Linked DNA regions of Homo sapiens: region 1 is linked to region 2. The links are chromatin contacts, found by Hi-C or POLR2A ChIA-PET in ENCODE. All regions are on one chromosome and are shown on one strand. The core of a region is the stretch at or near the end of the contact, and the rest is flanking DNA. Distances in the headings are between cores, read along the strand shown. Region 1 holds the start of DYNLRB1 (dynein light chain roadblock-type 1). Region 2 holds the start of ACSS2 (acyl-CoA synthetase short chain family member 2).

Evidence for each region. Hi-C counts contacts between places; a loop is a spot of excess contacts on that map. ChIA-PET counts read pairs that join two places held with the same protein, here RNA polymerase II (POLR2A). Pooled maps may share reads with other maps.
Region 1: a loop to region 2 is called in a map of CD4-positive, alpha-beta T cell, with 2.8 times the contacts of the local background. The contact joins the promoter of DYNLRB1 here to the promoter of ACSS2 in region 2. A Hi-C loop is called at or near these places in 3 of 168 maps with a recorded cell type or tissue (CD4-positive, alpha-beta T cell, CD8-positive, alpha-beta T cell and naive thymus-derived CD4-positive, alpha-beta T cell), 1 of 37 single-sample maps with no recorded cell type and 10 of 50 pooled maps. POLR2A ChIA-PET finds 5 or more read pairs at or near these places in 5 of 52 experiments (H1, MCF 10A, activated CD4-positive, alpha-beta T cell and 2 more).

What each region holds. Positions count from the first base shown.
Region 1 is chr20:34,513,916-34,518,136 of GRCh38, reverse strand. It overlaps DYNLRB1 (dynein light chain roadblock-type 1), which reads right to left and starts at 1,715. Exons shown (of 4, transcript NM_014183.4): 1 at 1,676-1,715. The coding sequence starts at 1,678. RefSeq lists enhancers at 1,184-1,363, 1,030-1,895, 2,284-2,523, 2,634-2,693 and a silencer at 1,714-1,823.
Region 2 is chr20:34,875,354-34,878,544 of GRCh38, reverse strand. It overlaps ACSS2 (acyl-CoA synthetase short chain family member 2), which reads right to left and starts at 1,933. Exons shown (of 18, transcript NM_018677.4): 1 at 1,722-1,933. The coding sequence starts at 1,899. RefSeq lists silencers at 1,645-2,074, 2,155-2,294 and enhancers at 2,565-2,614, 2,635-2,714.

The sequences.
Region 1 (4,221 bases), core at 466-2,965, 360 kb after region 2:
CAAAACAAAAACAACAACAAAAACGAAAAAAAAAACCTACCATAAATCAGCAATACCACTACTGGGTATTTATTCAAAGGAACGGAAATTAGTACATCAAAGGCATCCCTACATCCTCATGTTCATATTGCAGCACTATTCATAATAGCTAAATTATGGAATTAGCGTCCATCAATAGGTAAATGGATAAAGAAAATGTGGGCCAGGCGTGGTGGCTCACGCCTGTAATCCCAGCACTTTGGGAGGCTGAGGCGAGCAGATCACGAGGTCAGGAGATCGAGACCACCGTGTTGAGGCGGACTAACACGGTGAAACCCCGTCTCTACTAAAAATACAAAAAATTAGCTGGGCGTGGTGGTGGGCGCCTGTAGTCCCAGCTACTCGGGAGGCTGAGGCGGGAGAATCACTTGAACCTGGGAGGCGGAGGTGGCAGTGAACTAAGATGGTGCCACTGCACTCCAGCCTGAGCGACAGAGACACACTCCATCTCAAAAAAAAAAAAAAAAAAAGAAATAATGAATGTTTAAGGTGATGGATATTCTATAATAAATATAGCCTGATTTGATCATTACACATCATATGCATGTATCAAAATATTACATGTATATCTACAACATAAATGTGTACAACTATTATATATCAATTTTTTTTACAGCTTAAGAAGTGATGTGAAAAATGAAGTTATACATATTTGAAGCATTATTACATGTTTGTAATGATGTGGAGATATTGTGGTGTAATAATGAAAAACACAGAACCCACAATTGCACATTCAATAGGGGCTAAACTGTATAAACCAAAAACAAGCAAAAAAGACTAGAAGTCATATGACTACTGTAAGTGGTTGCCTCTAGGTGATGACACGGTTTCTTTTTTCAATTTTTTTATTACAAGCTCTAGATTTCTAAATAAGATTTTTGAAAAAGTAATATATTCACATGGCTTAAAATTTGAAACTTTTTCAAATTTTGCCCAAGCTGTGAGGATTACAAACACAAAACCTGTAACGGCGTTGAGAACCCACAGCTGCAGCAAGCAAGGTAGAAAGCAAGCTTTGGGATCCCCAAGAGCAGACCCCGCCCGTTCCTGACTCTGGCACCCAGTCCCAGCGGCTAGAAAGAACCACGCCGACAGAGTGGCGGCCGTCAAGCTTCTAGGGTTCAAATCCATCTCCACTATTTCCTGGGGCAAAGCACTTGGCTTCTCGGGGCGCTGAATAACAGATATGTATAACAAAATGGGACTAAAGATTGTATCTACCTCACAGAGCTGGGAGGAGGCGGAGGAAATACAAGATACATAAAGTGCTTGGCAGAGCCTGCCACAAACTGAGCTCCCGGGAAACGTTGCCAGGGTTGCCATCGCGCACCAAGGCCCCAAAACTCTAGGCTGCAGGGCCGCCGCCCACCCCTCGCCCATCATCTCTTCCTGGCCGAGGCTGGGCTCCCGCTTCCGGTCAAGGGGCAGCGGGATCCGGCGGCCCCGCCTCGGTCAGGCTTTAGAGGCCTCCGCCGCCGGGTTCCACCCTCAAGTCGGCTGGGGCCCGGGCCCGGCCACGCCCAGCCACCACCGATTCCCTGTCCGGAGCTCTGAGATCCCCTCATCCTCGGAAGACTGAAGGCCTGGCGTGGGGTGGTGGGCGGCCGCCAGCCACAAGACCCCGGCGCACGCTCACCATTTCCGACCGATCCGGTAGCCCCGCGTAGCGAACACTTAGCGAGTCCTGTGCCTTTCTGCGCCTGCGCAAAGGTTTCTGTCAAAACGGACAGCTCTAGCTGCCTATCAGGAGCCAGCGTGAGGCGGGGGCGGGCGAGCCGATCTTGGCTCCGCCAGGATTCTTGGAAAATCTGCTTTCCACTGTGGCAAAGCGAAAAGCTAAGGAGCAGTGCGCTAAGCTGTGGAAAATTCCCAACTCCAGCCGTGCAGAAAAGATGCTGGTTCTGGCTGGACGCGGTGGCTTACGCCTGTAATTCCAGCACTTTGGGAGGCCGAGTCGGAAGGATTGCTTGAGCCCAAGAGTTCGAGACCAGCCTGGGCAACATGGAGAGACCCCTTCTCTACTAAAAAATAAACAAAATTAGCCGGGCGTGGTGGCGCGCTCGTGTAGTTCCAGTTACTCCAGAGGCTGAGGTAGGAGGATCGCCTGACCAGGAGTTCGAGGCTGCAGTGAGCCGAGATTGCGCCACTGCACCCCAGCCTGGGCGACAGAGCAAGAGACCCTGACTAAAACAAAACAAAACAAAAACCATGCTGGTTCTCGGTATCGGAAGAGGCTTTCAGTGCTGGTTCTCGGTATCGGAAGAGGCTTTCAGCTCTCAATGGAGGTCTAAGCTGGTTCTGGAGTCCCTGAGTGGAGCGTGGTGGGAGGGTATGAAGGCAAGTGGGACGGTTGCTGAGACCCGCTTTGCGCCCAGACTGAGCCAGAGAGAGGCCCAGGGCCAAAATGCGCTTCGGGATCGGGCAGGCCTGGGGTGGGGCTGGAGTCAGGTACCTCGAGTCTCCGGGTAAGATGCCGTGCAAGCTCGGAGATGAATTGGTTAGGGCTGGCCTGGGAGTCTTTAGAATCCGAGCTCAGCCCCGCCTCGCGTTACCTAGCAGAAGGCACTTCACATCTGTGTGTTCTGTCTTGTTCTCACCTCTGAAAGGGGGACTCTTCCCAGAGCCCTATGTTGTCCTGTTCCGGCAGGCCGCAAACGTTTCTGGGTCCTCTAGGAGTAAATAACTTCTGTTAAAACATGCTGCCGTTTAGTGAACCCTGTGCCACATTACTGTGCTGAACACGCACATAACGTTATCTCCGGTAGCTTCAGGGAAGTATCGGTAACCTCGATACTTTATAAATGCTGTTTCTCCCAGGCACTGTAGCTTGCTGGATTCAACGATGATCTAACTCCAAAGTTTCATTCCACAGTAGCTGCTCTTCAGTGAGGAAGGATTTGGTTCTCCTTCCAGGAGTGTCTGCATGTTAAGAGGATTGACTTTACTGCGAAGAAACCTAGCAGACACCACCGTAACCAGATCAAAGTTAGTATTACTGGCAAGGGGAGATATTGATGCCGTGTGCCCCGATAAAAATGCGTTAAGGGCACATCACCTCCGAGTCATTTTCCACAAAAACTCCCAGCCTTAAACCATGAGAAAATTTCACTAAATCCAGTGTGAGGGATGTTCTACAAGATACCTGTACCCCGCCCCCGCCCCCCAAAATCTCAAAGTCATGAAAGCAAGGAATGAATGCGGAACTGTCACAGATTAGAGGAGTAAGGAGAAAGAAAAATAACATGGGTGGGAAAATTGGTGAAATCTGAGTAAGGGCTGTAGTTTAGTGTTATTTTTACCAGTGTTAATTTATTAGTTTTGGTAATTCTAGCATGGTTATATGGGATCATAACATTGGAGAAAGCTGGGTGAAGACTGTGCAGGAACTCTTAACCATTTTTGCAACAGCTCTGTAAATGTAAAATTATTTCAAAATAAATTTTTAAAAGGACTGGATCCAAAGGAATTTCTATTGAATGCTGGAAACATTAGGAAAGCATTTAGCAAGGGGAAGAAGTGCTGCAGAGACTGGACCCTAAAACATCCTGGAAGATAAGCACTGGAAGAATCACCACTGTCTTGCCCATGGAGAACCAGACTGAGAGGAGTGAAAGGATTTTAACAGATTACAATCCCAGAAGCAAAAAAGAGAATGGCCAATAGTTCATGTGACAGGAGCCAAAATGAGAATGAAGGAGGAGCTGGAATAGGACCAAGAATGTCCCGGAGTGGCAGGCTTAGAGTTTTGGCCCGGCGCAGTGGCTCACACCTGTAATCTCAGCACTTTGGGAGGCCAAGGTGGGCGGATCACGAGGTCAGGAGTTCGAGACCAGTCTGGCCAACATAGTGAAAGCCCCTCTACTAAAAATACACAAAAAATTAGCCGGGGGTGGTGGTGTGCGCCTGTAACCCCAGCTATTCGGGAGGCTGAGGCAGGAGAATCGCGTGAACCCAGGAGGCGGCGGTTGCAGTGAGCCAAGATCGCCCCACTGCACTCCAGCCTGGGCGACAGAACAAGACTCCGTCTCAAAAAAAAGAAAAAAAAGTTTTATTCTGCGGTAATGGAGAAACCACTGTAAAATTTTAGGTAGAGGAGGCATGAGACAGGTCTTCCACAGATAATCCTGAGGTAGTACAGAAGATATACTGGAGCGAGGAGGATGGAAAAATGAAGACAGGATG
Region 2 (3,191 bases), core at 684-3,183:
GATTTATATTGTATCAGACTAACTACTATTTATTGAATGTGTACTGTGCATCAGGCATGTTATAGCGCATACTTATTACACACTTTAGACCTCATACAAACCCATTAGGCAAGTATTACTAGACCTATCTTATAGATGGAAGAAAAGGAATCTCAGACAGGCTTAAAAATTTGCCTAAGACCCCACAGTAAATGAACAGCAGAGCCAGGGTCTAAATCTAGATTTTTCTGGATTTGATTCGTGGCCCATGTTTGTCCCACAACCAAACATCATGCTGCCTCCCAATGGGGGTGCAATTTTGACTCCTTGGCTAGGCGCAGTAGCTCATGCACATGTAATCACAGCACTTTGGGAGGCCAAGTAAGGAGGAAAGCCTGAGGCCAGGAGTTCAAGACCAGCCTGGGCAACATGGCAAAACCTCGTCTCTCCAAAAAATACAAAAAAGTAGCTGGGTGTCATGGCGTCCGCCTGTAGTCCCAGCTACCCAGGAGGCTGAAGCGGAAAGATCGCATGAGCCCAGGAGATGCAGGCTATAGTGAGCCTAGAACGGGCCACTGCACTCCAGCATGGGTGACAGAGCAACACCTTGTCTCAAAACAAACTATCTATCTATCTATCTATCTATCTATCTATCTGTCTATCTATCTGTCCTTTACCCAGACTGAGGGCAAGGGTAGGGGGATTTTCCTTATACCTTTTTTTTTTTTTTTTTTTTTTTTTTTTTTTGAGACAAAGTCTTGCTCTGTCGCCCAGGCTGGAGTGCAGTGGTGCTATCGTGGCTCACTGCAACCTCTGCCTCCTGGGTTCAAGCAATTCTCCTGTCTCAGCCTCTCGAGTAGCTGGGATTACAGGTGCCCGCCACCACACCCGGCTAATTTTTGTATTTTTAGTGGAGACGGGGGTTTCACCATGTTGGCCAGGCTGGTCTCGAACTCCTGACCTCAAGTGATCCGCCCGCCTCGGCCTCCCAAAGTGCTGGGATTACAGGCGTGAGCCACTGCTCCTGGCCGATTTTCCTCATACATTTTAACAGACATGGAACCATCTATCAGAACTTCTGAACTATTACTAATACAATCCCAGCCCAAGTTAAAAAAATAAATAAAACAACTTGACATCGTAGTAACTCGTTCAGTCTTATACCGCGTAATTTCCATTAGGATGTCCGATATACTAAAAATAGATCGGGGACTCCATTACTAATCTGAGGACCCCAAGATGGGAACCAGACCCGTTATTGCCCTCAACAGTTCACAGGTTAAGGGTCTCAGGAGGCAGTGGCTGAGCTGGTGTGAAAGGGAAGCAAAGAAAGTTCTATTCGTGGCCCTCCTCCCTTCAAGGCTCCCGTCGCCCCTTAGAGACCCTCTTTTCGCCTCAGGAACTCCCCTTCTCTTCCCATGAAACTTTCACTCTCTTGGCCGACCTCCCCGTCCCAATCTCAAGGAACCTCACTTCTTCCCTCACGGAATCCCGCGTCTCCTCGCAAAAACCCGCATCTCCACCACGGACCCTCCAAGTCTGCAGGGAACTCCCCAGCTCCCATGGAACCCTCGTCTCCTCCCGGAATCCCTTTTCCATTTTCAAAGAACCGCAATTCTTCCTTCACAGAACCTCCATCTCCTCACCCACCCCTCAGCTTCCCAAGGGAGCCCCCGACTCCCCCAGGGAGCCCCCACTCTTCTCCTCACTGACACCCCAGGCCCGCCCGGGCCGGGCCTCACCCCGCGGCTCCTCCACGGAGCGCCGGTGCAGCTCGCGGTAGCGCTGCAGCGAGGGGACGTGCGCGGAGCGGCTGACCTCGGGCGGCGGAGACCAACTCCGCGCCCGGCCTCCGGCTCCAGCTTCCTCCTGGCCCCGGCTCCCGCTGCCGCTCCGGACCCGCTCCTCAGGAAGCCCCATCACGTCAAGTTCCTAGAACCGCGGCCGCCTTTGCGGTCGCGGCGGGTGCCGGGACTGAGAAAACAGGCCGAACTAGAGGCGGGGCCTCCGTAGAGGGGCGGGGCCTGGTGAGTGGGGGAGTGGCTTAGTCTGGCGGGTGGGCGGTGCCAGAGGGGGCGGGGCCGTGTCTGGTTGGGGAGGGATCGAGGTTGGCAAGGACAGAAATACTATAAGGAAAAGTCGAGGGATAGGGGTGGAGCTGACTTGCCGGAAGGAGTGACGCCGTCGAGTGAAAGCAGAAGGGGCGGGGCCGGGTGTGACAAGGGAGAGGGTGGAACCGTGGAGTGCCAAGGGAGGGGCGGGGCCAGGCGGGACAGGAGAGGAGGTGGGCCCATGGAGTGATGGGGAGTAACCCGGCTGGTTGTGACAGGAGAGGAGGCAGAGCCATGGAGTGACCAGAGTGGGGTGGGGTCTTGGAGTGACAGATAAGGGGTTGGGTTAAGGCAAGGATCGAAAGGGAAAGGGATGGACTAAGGAGAGGAGTTGAGTAAGGTCCATCGCGGAGCCGCCCCGTGATCTGATTGCACAGTCCTGACTATCACCAGTTCCTTCCAGGTGACACCCTTCCCTCCAGGTCCCCCCTCTCTGAGCCACACCCACATTCTCGTCCTCCGGAAAAACTTCTCCCATGACCTTGAGGGCATGCTCTGGCGACAGCACCTCCTCTCTGCTCACCCTGGAACCAGCTCAGATTTTCTCCCTCTTATGAGGACATGTCTTCAATCTCCTTGCCTTCACAAATCTCCATCCAGATCTAAAGTACAAGACTCAATAAGTGAAGACTAGGAGACACCTTCAGGTTTTTTGTAATAAGCCCACCTCCTAATTGCACAAATGGCAAACCCAGGAAAGGGAAGGAACTGGTGCACAGTCAGAGAGCAAATAACGACCAAGTTAGGGCCAAAGCTAGGTTCTTTGACTCCAGATTTGGTTTTACTTCCTCGTCAGGCTTGAAGCTAAGGCTTGTAAAATATCAAAGTCTGTGCAAATAGGAAAAATCATTCACATTCTCTTTTTTTGTTGTTGTTTTTGTTTTGAGATGGAGTCTCTCGCTCTGTCGCCCAGGCTGGAGTGCAATGGCACAATCTCGGCTGACTGCAACCTCTGCCTCCTGGATTCAAGCAATTCTCCTGCCTCAGCCTCCCGAGTAGCTGGAATTACAGGTGCACACCACCACACCCAGCTAATTTTTGTATTTTTAGTAGAGATGGGATTTCACCATGTTGTCCAGGCTGGTCTTGAACTCCTGACCT